2 separate regions of the Mus musculus genome follow, and region 1 is linked to region 2. Evidence: chromatin loops called from intact Hi-C (ENCODE). Cell type or tissue: heart. All regions are shown on one strand. Each heading gives the region's core, and the rest is flanking DNA. Links, peaks and the distances in the headings are about the cores only.

Region 1 (7,933 bases), core at 2,285-4,784, 85 kb before region 2:
TTGCAGGGGTTACAGCTTAGGGATTGCATGGATCTCAGAAGAGACTCAGAACTTTGAAGTTCATAATGTGTTGAGATTGTGATAGACTATTAGACTATGAGGTTTTAAGTCGGCTGAAGCATTTTTGCCTTATGATATTGCTGCAAGCCTGTGGGGAACAGGAAATGGAATGTTGTGGTTTGAATTAGAATGGTTTCCCCATAGGCTCATCCATATTATAATCTTGATCATCAAGGTGTAGGAGGTGTGGCCTTGTTAGAGGAATGTGGCCCTGTTTGAGGAAAAGAGTCAGAGGGTAGGATTTGGTTTTCAAAAGCCAGGCCTAGTCTCTTTCTGTCTCTCTCTGTCTCTGTCTCTCTGTCTCTATCTGTCTCTGTCGCTGTCTCTGTCTCTCTCCTGCTGCCTATGGATCCCTATGTAGAACTCTCAGCCCTTTCCCCAGCCCCATGGCTGCCTGTGTGCATCTCTTCATGATGAGAATGGACTGACCTCTGAAATGTAAACAAGCTCCAATTAAATGATTTTTAAATGTGTTTTTATTTGTTTATGATGTCTCCTCACAGCAATACAACAATGACTAAGACATTTTCTTATGTATTTCATGCATAGAAACACCATAGTTAATTAGCTACGACCAAAGTTCCTTGGGAGTCAAGACACTATAAAATTCATGCTGCCAGAGATGACCATTCTGGGTAGGGCAGTCCACTGTGGACATTATGTTGTCTCTGCTTCCCATTGTGGTAATTACAATCACCCTGCCTTTGGCAATTGGGCGCTGTTGAGAATTAAACCCACTGCATTTAATTCATTCAATTCAGCAGCAGCAGGATCTCCAACCCTAAGGTCTGCACAAGGAAAAGGACGACGACAAAGCTCTTCAAATGTGCTGGTGCCCTCTCAACATTTTGTGCCTTATATGATCAGTGAAGGGCGTGTCTTCTGGGCTGTCCCATGGCTAAAGAATTAGGTTTCACACAGCATGACCACTCCACCATTGCATATTCCCTCAGCTGTAAATCCCTCCATCAACACTAAGCCAAGACATATTAGACATCTTCAACTCCTTTTCAGTAGACCATCTTTCCATAACCACTTCAGCTAAAGATTCAAACACAGTCTTGACAACTTTTTAAAATGTGAAATCTTCCATACTAAAGCTACAATCTTTACACAGTGGACCCATGTCAAAAAACTCAGCCTGACCCAGTTTTATGTTCCTTCCACTATTATCCCACACCCTCAGAATCCATTCCCACACATGTTCCCCACATGCTACTTAATGAATTAGCAAACTCGTCAAGCTCCTTACATGAGTGCACAGAAGTGCAGGGTTACTCCTCATGGACTACACACTCCACCTTCCCTCCTGGAATCTACTTTGTCTGAAGTCTGGTTATAGGTCTAGAGACAGGTAACACAGCTGCTGAACAACCCTGGAGTTGAGAAAGGACTGTTGGATTCGATTGGCGCACATATGTGAGAACCTCAGAATGGAAGGAAGGAAATGTGTTGAGTTCAGGGAAATGGTTTGCCTTTGTTTCAACATGAAAAGTAAAGCTATAACTTCCTTCAAAATTCATAAAGATGAGATTTGACCAGAGGAGACATCCTGAAAATCTTGGCTGCAAAAATGAAGACAACAAGCAGATCAACAAAACTAAACAAAACATGAATTCTCATCCCTCTATGTGGAAACAGCTATGAAGAAGGCCAAGAATGGAATGTCTCCAGCCAGGATGTCAGCTATTCATGTCCAATAAATCTTGTTGGCTACAAAGTCCACATGACTTATGAGGTTATCCTTTCATGTGGCACAAGTGGATATTTATATTGCAGCTTGAGTATATAGCGCAAACAGAGTTATAAAGCTCTGTGCACACTGTACATTCCATACATGTGTTAATGTAGAAATGCATATCACCTATAAAAGTTTGTGTGTTTACAGAGAAAGGACCAGACACCAAAGAAGACAAGACAAATAGCCTAAATGATCCAACCTCAAACTGCCTTAATGGCTGGCCCCTCAAAATTATGCATCCAGAACAACTTCAAAATAGCTAATCTTGCAGCCTCAAAGACTGCCCCACCCAAGGATTCAGCTAAGCCCTGCACCTTCCTAGCACACAGCGAATGCACAGCAAATGTTACAGCTTGCTTTCTTAGGACTTGACCATTATCCTCATTGCCTTGGTGCCCCTGAGAGATATCATCATTCCCAGAAAGCGGGAAACAATTTTATACACACTAAGCCCTCATTCCCAAGAGTGGGGTGGTAGGTATGTGGTTGTTGAGTGGGTGTAGAATAAGTAGCAGTGGTCACAAGATCTTAAAGGTTCTGGTCATGGAGCAAACAAAGGGAAGGAGATTAGATTCTGGGGTTTCTCTCTCTCTTTTTCTCTCAGTCGTTCTTTCTCTACTATCTGGCCAGGCATTGGTGGCACACGCCTTTAATCCAAGCCCTTGGGAGGCAGAGGCAGGCAGACGTCTGAGTTTGAGGCCAGCTGGTCTACAAAGTGAGTTCCAGGACAGTCAGGGCTATACAGAGAACCCTGTCTCGAAAAAAGAAAGAAAGAGAGAGAGAGAGAAAGAAAGAAAGAAAGAAAGAAAGAAAGAAAGAAAGAAAGAAAGAGGGGGAGAAAGAAAGATAGTTTTAATAATAATAATAATGGTAATAATAATAAATAATAATAACAAAATGTTTAGCCTCTCCTTTTGCTCACAATCCAGAAGAGGTAGTGGAAGAGAAAAGTTATTTAGATATGGGGGAAGTGGACCTGTTTAACAATAGCTTTTGGGGGGCAAGCTCAATTTTCTTTGTCAGCAGTTCAGTCCCATGGCAAACACCAAATACGAATCAACAGCTTCAGTCCAGACTTCTTGGCCAGCAGACCCCATACAGGAACCAGCAGGTACAGTCCAGTCCTCTCAGTAGGGAAACACCATGCCTGAATCAGCAACTGTAGAAACCAGAAGAGCAAGCAGACACAGAGCAAGCCTTTCCTTCTTCCAGGTCTTCATGTAGGCTTCCAGCAGAAGTCATGGCCCAGAGCAAAAAGTGGGAGGGGCTCCTGCTCAAATATTCTGGTTTACACCTGTGTCTTCCTACCTCAAAGAAAAGGATCAGAAATTGATTTTCACACTTCAAATTAAGCAAAAACACCTCACAGATGCTGCCCTCCATTTTGAGGTTTTAGTTAACCCCACATGTAGCTGACATCAAAGAATCATCACCATGGTCCCTGTCCGAGTTCTGGAACTGCTCTCTGGGGCTTTGCAGCTCCTTTTAGCACCCATGGCTCTGCCTCCTGCCTCCCCTCTTACAGGGAGTTTTCTTCCCACGGCTGGAAAAGCACGTAAAGTTCTTCTGGATGTAGTTTGATGAGAGCAGGGCGGCCTGAGACCTGAGAGCCCTGGAGAAGTGCAGATAGGAAGGAGGCCCTGGGGCAGCTCAGCAGCCTGGATCCCCTTTACCCTCAGCTCTGTGGGTTCAGACGCTGTCCTCTTTGTTTCTTCCACCAGGCGGCGCTGTTGCCCAAGAATGCGATGCTTCTCTTTCATCTTCAACAGGTGAGACTCTGGAGGGTCTGCAGTGGGAGGGAAGATGGGAAAGGGGACACCTTTCTCTGCAGGAATGCTCTGGATGTTGGGATGTCATGGGCTGTTACAAATTAGCATTCAAACGTCTGAGTCGAATTTATCTTGTTCATAGGGAATCAAAAACTCACATCAGCTCAAGTGCAAAGATGAGCACACACTGTGTCTTCTTCCTGGGATGAGGCTGTGACCCACTGGGCATGGTAGGTTCATAAAATGAAATATCATCTGTATTTTTAATTTTATGCTTTTTGACAAATTGTCATTTCAATACACTCTATTTCAACCATCTTTTCCTGTCCTGTTACAGAGCGCTCTTCATTGGCTGGTGGGACAGTGATGTCCAAACATTCCTGTGCCCTCCACTCCTGTCCTCACACTCTGGATGTGTAGGAGAAAGAGAAGGAGTATTTTTCAAATCATATTTTTAAAATTTTATTGTCATGAGATGTAATCATTTTTGTATGTGAATATGTATGTGCACTAGCACTAGCATTCGATCCCTGGGAACTGAAGTTGCAGATGGTTGACAGCCACCATGTGCTGATGGAACTCACCCTGGATCCTCTGCAACAGGAACTGTTACAAACGCGTTCTCTCACACCCGGCCAGGAAGAACACAACAACCAGAATCTTCTGCGGCAAAGCTTTATTGCTTACATCTTTATGGGGCCAGAGCGCCAGAGCGCGCGGGAGAGCGAGGGCGCGCCAGAGCGCCGAGTCCTATTGTTACATCTTTAGGCAGCGAGAGAGCGCAAGGCGCGCAGAGCCAGAGAGATGCCAGCGAGAGAGAGATGGCGGAAACCCCCTCCCTCTTTAAGGAGAACTATATTTTTGCTAGGATGCATCACTCCCTGATTGGCTGCAGCCCATGGCCGAGTTGTAGTCACGGGGAAGGCAGAGTACATGGGGGGAGGAGTACCCTGGCACATGCGCAGATTATTTGTTTACCACTTAGAACACAGGATGTCAGCGCCACCTTGTGACAGCGAATGTGGGGCGGCTCCCAACAAGGAACACGTGCTCTCAGCTCTGAGCCATCTCTCCAGCCACCACTGGAATGTTCACATCAAAACCACACAGCTGATCCACAGCCTGCTGCTGAGCACATGAGAGAAACTAGAGGCCCAGGAAGAGACAGTGTCAGTGCATAGCTCAGGAGGGAGGGGAGCTGGGCACTGATGGGGAGAGGCCTGAGGACAGAGACAGAGAGGGGCTGAGCAGGAGGGGACAGAGGCAAAGGGGGAGACCTAACTCCGCAGAGTCCCCTGTTGGAGGGTATCTCTGTCAGATTGCACTGGACACATCTGCAGAACCCTGCTGGTCTCTTCCATTTCATAGTGAACGCTATGCTGGTTTGAATGAGAACAGCCACACGGGCTCATAGGAATGAATCCTTCATATCCAGCAGATGGAACTCTTGAGAAAGATTGGAGGTGTGGCTTGGTTGGAGAAGTGTCACTGGGCTGGGCATTGAGGTTTTAAACATTTCCAGGCTCCAGGCACCTGCGTTTGGCTGTGCCTGTGGTCTGGCTGGACTTTAATGGCGTAGGTTGCGGAAAGCTGGACCAGGGACCATTATAGAGCAGGTGAACGTGCAGACCGCCATTGCGCATGAGCAGGAGCTGCTCAAGATGACTGACAGGCGTTTCAGGAAGTGCATCAGGAAGCCTGGGGCTCCTTGGACAACTCTGAGCAGGAATGCATCACCATATGCATGGACCGTTACAAGGACGCCTTGAACACTGTGTCCTACGCCTACAACTCTCGACTGCCACTGGAACAAGCCAACGTGTGATCGACACCTGTGCTTTCTGACAGTGCTCTCAGAAGACAGCAAGGACCAGTGTGAGTGCAGGGACATGGCTGACCCACTGAGCTGTGACCTCATGAGAGAGCAAGCCAATGAAGCACTGATGGGAGGGTGGGGAGGAGCGACTCCCACTGTTCCCAGTGTCTCTCCTTTGGTATGCAGATAGATGTGTGAGCTTACACTGTTCTTGTACCATGTCTTTCCTCTGCCGTCATGGATTCACATTCTCTGAAAGTAGAGAACAGATTAAAAACATTCACAACTTGATGGGGTCCCAACGTCTTATAGTCGTAGAAAAGTAACGAAAGCCAAGTGTGATGACACAGGCCATTAATCCCAGCAGACAGGCGAACTCTGTGAGTTCAAGGCCAGCCTGATGAACATGGTCATCTGTGGAGACCCACCTTGCCTTATAAAAACAGGATAAAACAGAAGAAAAGTAACAGAGACAGATCCTTCTGTGGAGCTGCTTAAGGCCAGTTGCTTCCCTAGTCAGGATGAAACCTAAGAGCATCAAGTTCTCAGGGAAACGGGGGAGAGGTCAGGTCAAACTCCACACAACCAAAACCTGTGTAAACTTAATCTTTCCCAATATCACTGATCAGGGGTGAAACCTCGAAACACCAGTGTGTGCTCTCTGGCATGAGGATCATCTTTCTTCCAGTGTCCACACTGCACAGGCGTGAGGAACTCTGGGGCCAACTCAGTTATCAGATCCAGTGTCCCACACAGCTGTGACATTCATGTCTCTCACCTCATCAGCTCTTAAGTGTGAGTGAAGGTCAGGGAGGGAGGGAGAGGGTCAGAAATTACATAACTTCTACCACACTATCATCCTTTTTCTGTGGTATAGTCGGTGACAGCTCCTCTCCTACTGTGATTAAGTCACTAAAACAAATGTACCTTGGACGTGCAGACACAGAGAAGTGCAGTGGAGACAGCGATCAGTGCCCTGCTGTCTGTGGTCTGCACAGGGGTCTCTCTTCAGTGGACAAGGGGGTCTCCTGTGCTGAGACAACGACAATCCACTTGGACAATCTCAGAAGCCTCTAACCCTGAGGCTGAGAAGACAAATCCTAAGGGGAGAGCAAAGTCTACACTTAACAGATGAGAGTCCTGCACTCAGGCTTGGCAGTGTGAACCACCCCTTGCAGGTGAACAGAGCCTGGTCTCTGTGGGGTCCGTGTGGGCTTGCAGGCCAGCGCCTCTGCTTTAAGGAGAAACCTCTCTCCACTGCGTCCCCAAGCGCTTGTGTCCCCATTGTATTCCCGGAAGTGGCTTTTCTTCTAGAAGACACTAGGGTGTGACTTCTGAAGAGAAGAAGGAAGAGGAAGGGTGGAGGAGAGGACATAGAGAGTCTGGCCTGAGAGTCTCTCCTGGTGTCCTGACAGCTTCTGGATCAGGACTTAGAGACTCCACAGCACAGGGTTCAGGCAAAGTCCTAGTCTCCAGTGTATGAGGTCAGGGCTGGGGAAGCCCAGGGCTGGGGATTCCCCATCTGGTCAGTTTCACTTCTGCTCCTAACCTGGGTCAGGCGCTTCTGTCAGGACACTGATGACACGCCTACAGGTCTCACACCCAATGGGTGGCGCGTTCCTGGGGAACCAACCAGCTTCGCGGAGGCAAAGTCCACACAGCTAGCAGAACTCAGATGCCCCGGATCCCAGATAGGATTGGATGGCTTGGCGCACAGTGCTCCTGCTGCTGGAGGCCGCCCTGGCCCCGACTCAGACCTGTGCGGGTGAGTGCGGGGTCGGGAGGGAAACAGCCTCTGCGGGGAGGGGCGGGGCCAACACCGGGGTAGCCTCGTCCCTGTGTGGCTTATCTGATCTTTCACCCGATCTCCACCAGCGTCTCCAGCCCCGCGTCCTGCTCCCCTCCCAGCCCGCGCACCCGCCCGTGGTCCTGGGAGGAAGTCGGGGTCTCACCGCTTTCCGCCCCCAGGCTCACACTCGCTGCGGTATTTCCACACCGCCATGTCCCGGCCCGGCCTCGGGGAGCCCCGGTTCATCGCTGTCGGCTACGTGGACGACACGCAGTTCGTGCGCTTCGACAGCGACGCGGAGAATCCGAGGATGGAACCGCGCGCGCCATGGATGGAGCAGGAGGGGCCGGAGTATTGGGAGCGGGAGACACAGGTCGCCAAGAACACGGAGCAGATTTCTCGAGTGAACCTGAGGACCCTGCGCGGCTATTACAACCAGAGCGAGGGCGGTGGGTGACCCAGGGTCGGATGTCACAACCCCTCCATGTCCGGACAAGGAGACCTGAGATGGAAAGTTCCCGGGCCCCAAGTCCGAGGTTCGGGAGCAGAACCACAACCCAGCACTGGTCCCTTTCAGTTTGTAGGTGTCCGCTAGTGGTCGGGTCCGGCAGAACACGGGAGGGGGGTCAGGGGGTGCTGACCGCGGGGTCCCGCAGGCTCTCACACTTACCAGCGGATGTCTGGCTGTGAGGTGGGGTCCGACGGGCGCCTCCTCCGTGGGTACTGGCAGTATGCCTACGATGGCCAGGATTACATCG
Region 2 (7,933 bases), core at 1,874-4,373:
AGCCCATGCTGGCCTCCAGACGCCATCTGTCCCTATTCACACAAGTTCTGTTATCCAGAGCCCCTGCCCTGGCATCCTGGCCCCTCCCTCACCTCAGACTGCCATCGCTCCCCTCCCTTCCCCCATATCTACACTAAAAACCATCCCTGATAACAGCCATGTTGAAGAGGTCAGCTCATGAACTTTGGAAAATTACACCAGACCCCTCCCCTCCTGGAAGGGAAAGTTCAGTCAGTGCTCTTAACCACTGAGCCATCTCTCAATCCTGCCCCTTATGTCGGTCCTGGAACTCACTCTGTAGACCAGGCTGGCCTTGAACTCAGAAATCCACCTGCCTCTGCCTCCCAAGTGCTGGGATTACAGGCATGCGCCACCACTGCCAGGCTATGTCAGCCTTTTCTTAACTGAGTCCCCTCAAGTAACATCTGGTGCTGAACACCCAGGAGAGAACAAATGAACTCCCAGGGCCCTGGCCTCTCCTAACTGAACAGAGCTGCTAATGTGACTCTCCTAAGAGAATTCATGTCACTGAGTCAAGAAGTTTCTCTCGCCCTAACGGGCGCCTACTACACGAAAGGGATGCCTCTCCTCTGTGACTCAGCATATTTCTCTCTAACAGGCCTCTTAGTCTGGTTGGGGCTGGTGCTAACTGAAGTTCTTGTCACCAGGTGGCAGTTGGAATATCCAGAAATGAGCTCCACCTGGCCTATAGGAGGATTTCTCATAGATAAAGCCTGAAGGCAGCATTCCTTGGGAACTTGTGAATCTGGCTCCCATTTTCTGAAAGGAGTCATTTCCCTTACTTATGGCAGAAGGGACATGTGACTACCTGTGGCACCTATTGGCATATCAAAATACATGGTGGTCTCCAGCCTGGATCTCCATCTGCTTGGATATGGGTTTAAGCCAATAGAAAGTCTTCATGTGCCAGCCAGAGACTACACTGTGTGCTTGGGATCCCAGTAGCATTGAGCTGTTTGCAGGGTGAGCTTTTAAGGGCGGGAGGTGGGGGTGGTGCACGAGCAAGCACGCATGTATGTATGCACATTGATGTTCTGGGTTGCCATACTTCAGTTAACAAGAACAGTTAGCCAGAAGTGGAACTACAGAAACCACAGGTCAGCACAGGTAGAGAGATTTCCAGAACTACAGATTTTGATGGACTAGGTCTTTCTTTACATTCTGTCAGGGGATGCTGTCTTGTGCTGAGCCTTACAGCCTGAATGGCACTTGTATCCTAGAGCCAGTAGTGCTAAGGTCTGGGGACCTCCTAAGGCCTGGGGCTTGTTTCACAGGCTCCATCTCTAGCCTTACTGGGACCCTGTCACATGGAAAGGGACACCTTGGCCGGTTGGGACATTCCTCTCTCTGACAGGTCTCTCAGTCCACTTGGGGACACCCTGAATTGAAATTCTTGCTGACAGGATTCTTACCCTTCTCTGTCCCATCCTTGCTGGCCCCTTTCCTAAAGTCACTCCCATCTCCTCCTTCTCTGCCCCAGGCTCCCTCCTCCCTGGTCCCTCAGCTTGTTCCTGGAGGCCCAGCTCTGCAGGCTCATAATCTCTTTCCCTCGTCAGACCCTGAGACTCAGAGATGTCGCTAAAGCCTCCCTGTTTTACTGCGTGGCTCCAGAACATTCAGTCGCCAAATTCTGTTACATTGTGACAACTTTTACCACCAAGAATCTCTTATCTCTAAAAGCTCACCACTCCTTACATCCTTCTGTCGGAGCCTTCCCTGCTCCATGCTCAACTAGTTCTGCCCCCAAATCACTAAATTCAGTCTTACAAAGATTCACACTGCTTTTCCATATGGATAATATTTTTTTAAATTGTTTTATGCTGTTCTACTCTATAAAAAGGCTGACTCTGGAATTAGGTCATAGCCCCTGCTTTCTCCAGAACCAAGCATGCTTGTTTCAAAATTTCCTCCAAAATCTCTGTCCCGGGTGAGGCAGGCCACCTGACTCTGAGACAGGGTGAAAGAGAGCAAAACAGAAAGGGCCAAGAAAGACGCTGTGTGCTCGAAAACAGCTAAAAAGTAAAGTATTCCCCATAGCCTACAGCTGCATAGCCCACACTCCTTGGCTTGAATTCTCTCTCTGAGTCACTCTGTTCTCTTAGAGCTCCAGAACTTTTGCTAAAGTATAAACTTTATCTCAATATTTGTAAGACCATTGTGTAATAAACTTTCTGTTTCTCAGGGTAAGTTCGTAGGGTGTGGCTAAAATCAAGAACAACACACAAATAGCTTAAGACTTGTAACAGCAGGCTTGTATGCAACCTGGATTCCACTCTTGTTTAGGAAAATAGATTTTGTTGTTGTTTATCACCGGCTGTGTCCCCAGCCAGCTTCCTAAGTGATGACACTGGGACGTCTCATCAGTTATGAAGCTGGGCCCCAGCTTAGGCTTGTTCCCCACTAGTTAGTATGACTTAAACTCACCTATTTCTATTAGGCTACATTCTGCCATAGGCTGTGTTACCTCAGTCAGCTTTTTATGAAACGGATCAGAAGGGTTTGGAGGGAGTGTGTACAAGATGCAGCTTTAAGAATAAAATACCAGCCGGGCGTGGTGGCGCACGCCTTTAACCCCAGCACTCGGGAGGCAGAGGCAGGTGGATTTCTGAGTTCGAGGCCAGCCTGGTCTACAGAGTGAGTTCCAGGACAGCCAGGGCTACAGAGAAACCCTGTCTTGAAAAACAAAACAAACAAACAAACAAACAGAATAAAATACCAAAGACAACCTTTACACAATGCACAAAAGGATCGCCCCCAACAGTCTTTGTGGTTGAAAGAGTGTGTGCCTCAAGGGCTTATCTTAGCTTGCATAGCAACTATCAAGTTGCAGCTATAGAGTAAACTAATTAAGGAAAACCAATCAAACGTTTTAGTCCTATCGAGTCCTCCTTTCTAAGCCAAATAGTCAACAGCAAGTCTTCAAAATATTTTGGATTATGATGGATTTTTGTATGGATTTTTTTCCTAAGGGTAATAAAATGAGGACGAATGCATGAACAAGGCTTATGAAAAATAGGACAGAGGTGGCTCAGCGGTTAAGAGCACTGACTGCTCTGCCAGAGGTCCCAGAGTTCATTCCCAGCAACCACATGGTGGCTCATGACCATCTATAAAGGAATCTGGCGCCCTCTTCTGGCCTTCAGGTGTATGTACAGACAGCACTCCTACTTTTAAAAAAAAAAAAAAAAAACATACATACAAAATTGTAAAACAACACCAACCTATGTTTAATGGTTAAGGTTTGTAAGTTCCCAAAGTAATAAAGGTTAGCAGAAACTGACTCACTCATGTCCATCTAACCACTTATGTCTCTGGTGTGCTCAACACCAGGCTTCTAAAAAATGTAGATAAGGAACATGTTGGATGAATAAAGTTTATGGAATCCTAAGGCCGACACAGGGCAGCAAGAACTGACCTGAAGCTGTGTGTCTGTTTGCCTTTGCAAACTCTGTTAAGCTTTTGCTATTGGAATAAACTGAATCATATCAGAAACTGATATTCCTCTGGAAAGATGGCTCAGCAGTTAAGAGCACTGTCTGCTCTTCCAAAGGTCCTGAGTTCAAATCCCAGAAACCACATGGTGGATCACAATCACCTGTTGTGAGATCTGGTGCCCTCTTCTGGTGCATCTGAAGTCAGCTACAGTGTACTTATTTATAATAATAAATAAATCTTTGGAATGGAGTGAGCAGGGACTGAGCAAGCAGGGCCAACCAGAGCGAGCAGAGGTCCTAAAATTCAATTCCCCAAAACCACATGAAGGCTCACAACCATCTGTACAGCTACAGTGTACTCACATACATTAAATAAATAAATAAATAAATAAGTATTAAAAAGAGAGAGTGAGAAATTGATAGTCTGTGATGGTGTCCTATGAAAGGCTGGGGAATATAAGGCTCCCAGTTTCTCTGCATTTATAGTTTAAGGTTTTTATTTCGATGCTACAGCATCTTCAATGAAGTCTTCAATTCAAAATTTAAAGACTTAACAGGGTTAAACTTTAAAAAATCCTAATTTAATAAGAGCTACTAACTTGCCAGGCAGTGGTAGCACACGCCTTTAATCCCAGCACTTGGGAGGCAGAGGCAGGCAGATTTCTGAATTCAAGGCCACCCTGGTCTATAGAGTGAGTTCCAGGACAGCCAGGGCTACACAGAGAAATGGTGTCTCAAACAAACAAACAGACAAACAACAACAAAAACAAACAAACAAAGAATTTTAATGAGCTCAGAACTCTCTGTGCTGTCATGTTAAATACAAATGCAGTTCATTTAGTAGCACAAGCTTTAGTTGTCTCTATATACTGGTGTCAGGGTTTTACTGCTGTGAGCAGGCACCATGACCAAGGCAATTCTTCTTATAAGGACAACATTTAATTGGGGCTGGCTTACAGGTCAGAGGTTCAGTCCATTATCATCAAAACAGGACCATGGCGACATCAAGGCAGGCGTGAGCTGAGAGTTCTGCATCTTCATCTGAAGGCTACTAGCACCATACTAACTGACAGGCAGCTAGGAGTAGGGTCTTAAAGCCCACACCCACAGTGACACGCCTACTCTAACAAGGGAACACCTCCAAATAGTGCTACTTCCTGGACCAAGCATATAGAAACCACCACATTCCACTCCCTGGCCCCCATAGGCTTGTTCAAACATATGAGTCTATGGGGGTCATACCTAAACAGAGCATAATGCAAACATACATTTAGTCCACTTCAAAAGCCCCATAGTTTACAGCAGTCTCAACAATATTAAAAGTCTAAAGTTCAAGGTCTCTTCTTAGATTCATCCAATCACTTAACCGTGATCCCTGAATCAAGACAGGAAACCAGCTGGGCAAACTCCAAATCCTGCATCTCCATGGCTGATGTCAAAGCAGGCTTCAGATCTCCAACTCCTTCCTTCCTTCCTTCCTTCCTTCCTTCCTTCCTTCCTTCCTTTCTCTCTTTCTTTCTTTCTTTCCTTCCTTCCTTCCTTCTTTCTTTTTTTTCTGAGACAGGGTTTCTCTGTGTAGCCTTGGTTGTCCTGGAACTCACTCTGTAGACCAGGCTGGCCTCGAACTCAGAAATCCGCCTGCCTCTGCCTCCCAAGTGCTGGGATTAAAGGTGTACACAGCCAAGCCTGGCTCCAACTCCTTTTTCATCTTTGTTGACTGCAACAAACTTCTTTCTCCTGGGCTGGTTCCACTCTGTTAGCAGCTTTCCTCAGCAGACAGCCCATGACTCTGGCATCTCAAACATCTTGGGGCCTCCAAGGCAACTTCAATGTTATAGCTTCTTGTTCCAGAGTGTGGGATCCACACATGACCTTGGGCTCCTCCAAAGGGCTTGGAGCTCTTTCACAGCTCTGCCCTCTGTAGCACTCTAAGCTTGGGTTGATCCACTCCACTGCTGCTGCTGTTCTTGGTGATCATCCCATGGTACTGACATCTCCAACACACCGGGGGCTTCTTTGCGCCTAGGCTTCACTAGTAGCCTCTCATTGGCTCTCTTCATGGTGCCAAGCCTCAAATCCTTTTTGTGACCCCTTCAGTCCTGGGCTGTCAACTACAACCGAGGCTGAACCATCACCTATGTCCTTCCATGGCCTTTCACAGTGCCAAGCCTCAGCTGTTCTTCATGACCTCTCCATACCTTCAAAACTGGTATCACCTGGGTGACACTTGCACATTACTAAGCACAGCTGCAGCACAAGTTTTAACTTGGCTATCTCTGGAACACAGCTTCTTTGTGCTCTCAGGAAACACTTCCCAGAAGATTTCACCTCAGTGATGCTGGTTTCTTCTTAATCATCACTAATTTCTTAGCTCCAGCCAACCAGCATCAATTATCCCAGTAGTTCCTTCTATTCTGGACTCTAAAGCCAGAGCCATGTGTCCAAAGCTGCCAAATTCTGCTGCTTGCTCAGGCTGGAACATGGCCCCTTGTTCTATTACATTATCACCAGCTTTCAGTTTTCCAACTCCTTCACTGCCTAGGTTTAGCTACCCTGGAGCTTGCTTCTTAGACTGACTTTGAACTCTGAGATCTGCATGCCTGGCTCCTAAGCACTGGCATTTGAAAGTGTGGTCCACCCAGACAGAATTTAAGTTTTTCTTCACCTAGAACTTGCATTGGCCTTGAACTCAGAGATCTGCTTGTCTTTGCCTCCTGGGACTAAAGGCTTGTGCTACCAAGCTCGGACCTTAATTATTCCGTTAATTCAACGTAATATCGGTGAGGACAGGACTCAGCTCCATTGCACTTCCTGGTGTCCATTTAATGCTCAAACCATATATTTTGTATTTTTCCTTTCTCAGCTTGCTGTGCTTGTTCAAAATGCTCTTCATGAGACTTAACCAGAGAACAAAAGTCTGTGATGGGCATTTCTGAGACTTCCCTTGTCAATGCAATTAATTTGATCTCTCTCTCTCTCTCTCTTTTTCTGAGACAGGGTTTCTCTATGTAGCCCTGGCTGTCCTGGAACTCACTCTGTAGACCAGGCTGGCCTTGTACTCAGAAATCTGCCTGCCTCTGCCTCCCAAGTGCTGGGGTTAAAGGCGTGCACCACCACTGCCCTGTTGAGTCTCTCTCTCCCTCTCTCTCTCTCTCTTTTTTTTTTTTTGTTTTTTCGAGACAGGGTTTCTCTGTATAGCCCTGGCTGTCCTGGAGCTCACTTTGTAGACCAGGCTGGCCTCGAACTCAGAAATCCGCCTGCCTCTGCCTCCCGAGTGCTGGGATTAAAGGCGTGCACCACCACGCCCGGCTCCTGCTGAGTCTCTTAACCTTAGCTTCAGGCAGACTCTTCAGAAAAGGGCAAGAAGTAGTCACATTCTACACCAAAATACCACAAGAACATTCTCTAGGCCACATATTGAAATTCTCCACTGAAACCTCTTGGGTTAGCTCATTAAGCCCCATTTAAAGCATTCCACTGCTTTCCAAACCCAAAGTTCCCAAATCCACATTCTTCCAAATTCAGGCCCATCACAGCAACACCTCAGTCCCTGGTCTGTCTTAGTTAGGGTTTTACTGCTGTAAACAGATACCATGACCAAGGCGAGTCTTATAAAGGACATTTAACTGGGGCTGGCTTACAGGTTCAGAGGTTCAGTCCATTATCATCAAAACAGGAACATGGCGACATCACGGCAGGCATGCTGCAGAAGGATCTGAGAGTTCTGCATCTTCATCTGAAGGCTGCTAGTGCCATACTGACAGGCAGCTAGGAGTAGGGTCTTAAAGCCCACACCCACAATGACACACCTAACCCAACAAGGCCACACCTCCAAGTAGTGACACTCCCTGGGCCAAGCATATACAAACCCTGACTATTGGCAAGGTTAAGCCTAAAGCAAATAACTAAAACAAGTATTTGTTTAAAATCGGGTCTGCCTAATAGAAGGATTACATATTGCCTCTCAAACCCCTCAGAGATCTGCTGACTATTGCATTTATGGTGTTTAATGAAAAAGGCTCCCCCTGACCACAAATACCAGCTCCTGATAGCAGCAGGAGGCTGTCTCCAAAGATTTGCGGCAACTCACTCCCCTGGAGCTCGCTTCAAGTGTGGTACTACTGACCACTGGGCAAAGAACTGCCTGCTGGCAGGACCTGCGCAATTTAAGAACAACATTGGGTTGACTGTTTCACCGAGGTGAGTCGTTCTCCCAAATTCCTTCTCTGCAGAAAAATCTTTCAGATCTTCTGGGTGTGGCTGCTGCAATCCGGGACTGCTCTGCCAGCCAGCTGAAGACTGACCTAGCCCCCAACGAAGCCACTGAGATCACCTCCTGTGAGGATTTCGTCTTGCTCTGGTAAGCCTCTGTTATTCTAATTGATACATAAGGAAGATATTTGTTTTCCCTTTGTTGTCCAAATGTATCCTTCTCTGAGCTCTGTGATGGAGCTTTGGCTGCATCAGACAGTTTAGCA

What was found. A loop is a pair of places that touch in the nucleus more often than their neighbours do. Peaks named below come from ENCODE experiments on the same cell type or tissue, not always from the same donor. Only the 100,000 strongest peaks of a DNase experiment are listed, where the experiment ranks them.
Region 1: it touches region 2 in a loop (4-fold over the local background); 3 of 42 quality-filtered maps call a loop at or near these places.

Annotation. Positions count from the first base shown.
Region 1 is chr17:33,977,945-33,985,877 of GRCm38, reverse strand. AA388235 (expressed sequence AA388235) reads right to left here and starts at 4,386. Exons shown (of 1, transcript NR_033305.1): 1 at 520-4,386. It also overlaps the pseudogene H2-K2. In heart, for the core only: CTCF peaks have their summits at 3,510 (motif pointing right) and 4,581 (motif pointing left); DNase peaks (open chromatin) are centred at 3,517 and 4,567; H3K4me3 peaks cover 1,182 bases; H3K27ac peaks cover 569 bases.
Region 2 is chr17:33,892,498-33,900,430 of GRCm38, reverse strand. It overlaps a transcript of Smim40 not described here. Among named protein-coding and RNA genes, the nearest start is that of Kifc1, 5.8 kb to the right of the region's middle. In heart, for the core only: a CTCF peak has its summit at 3,152 (motif pointing left); a DNase peak (open chromatin) is centred at 2,000.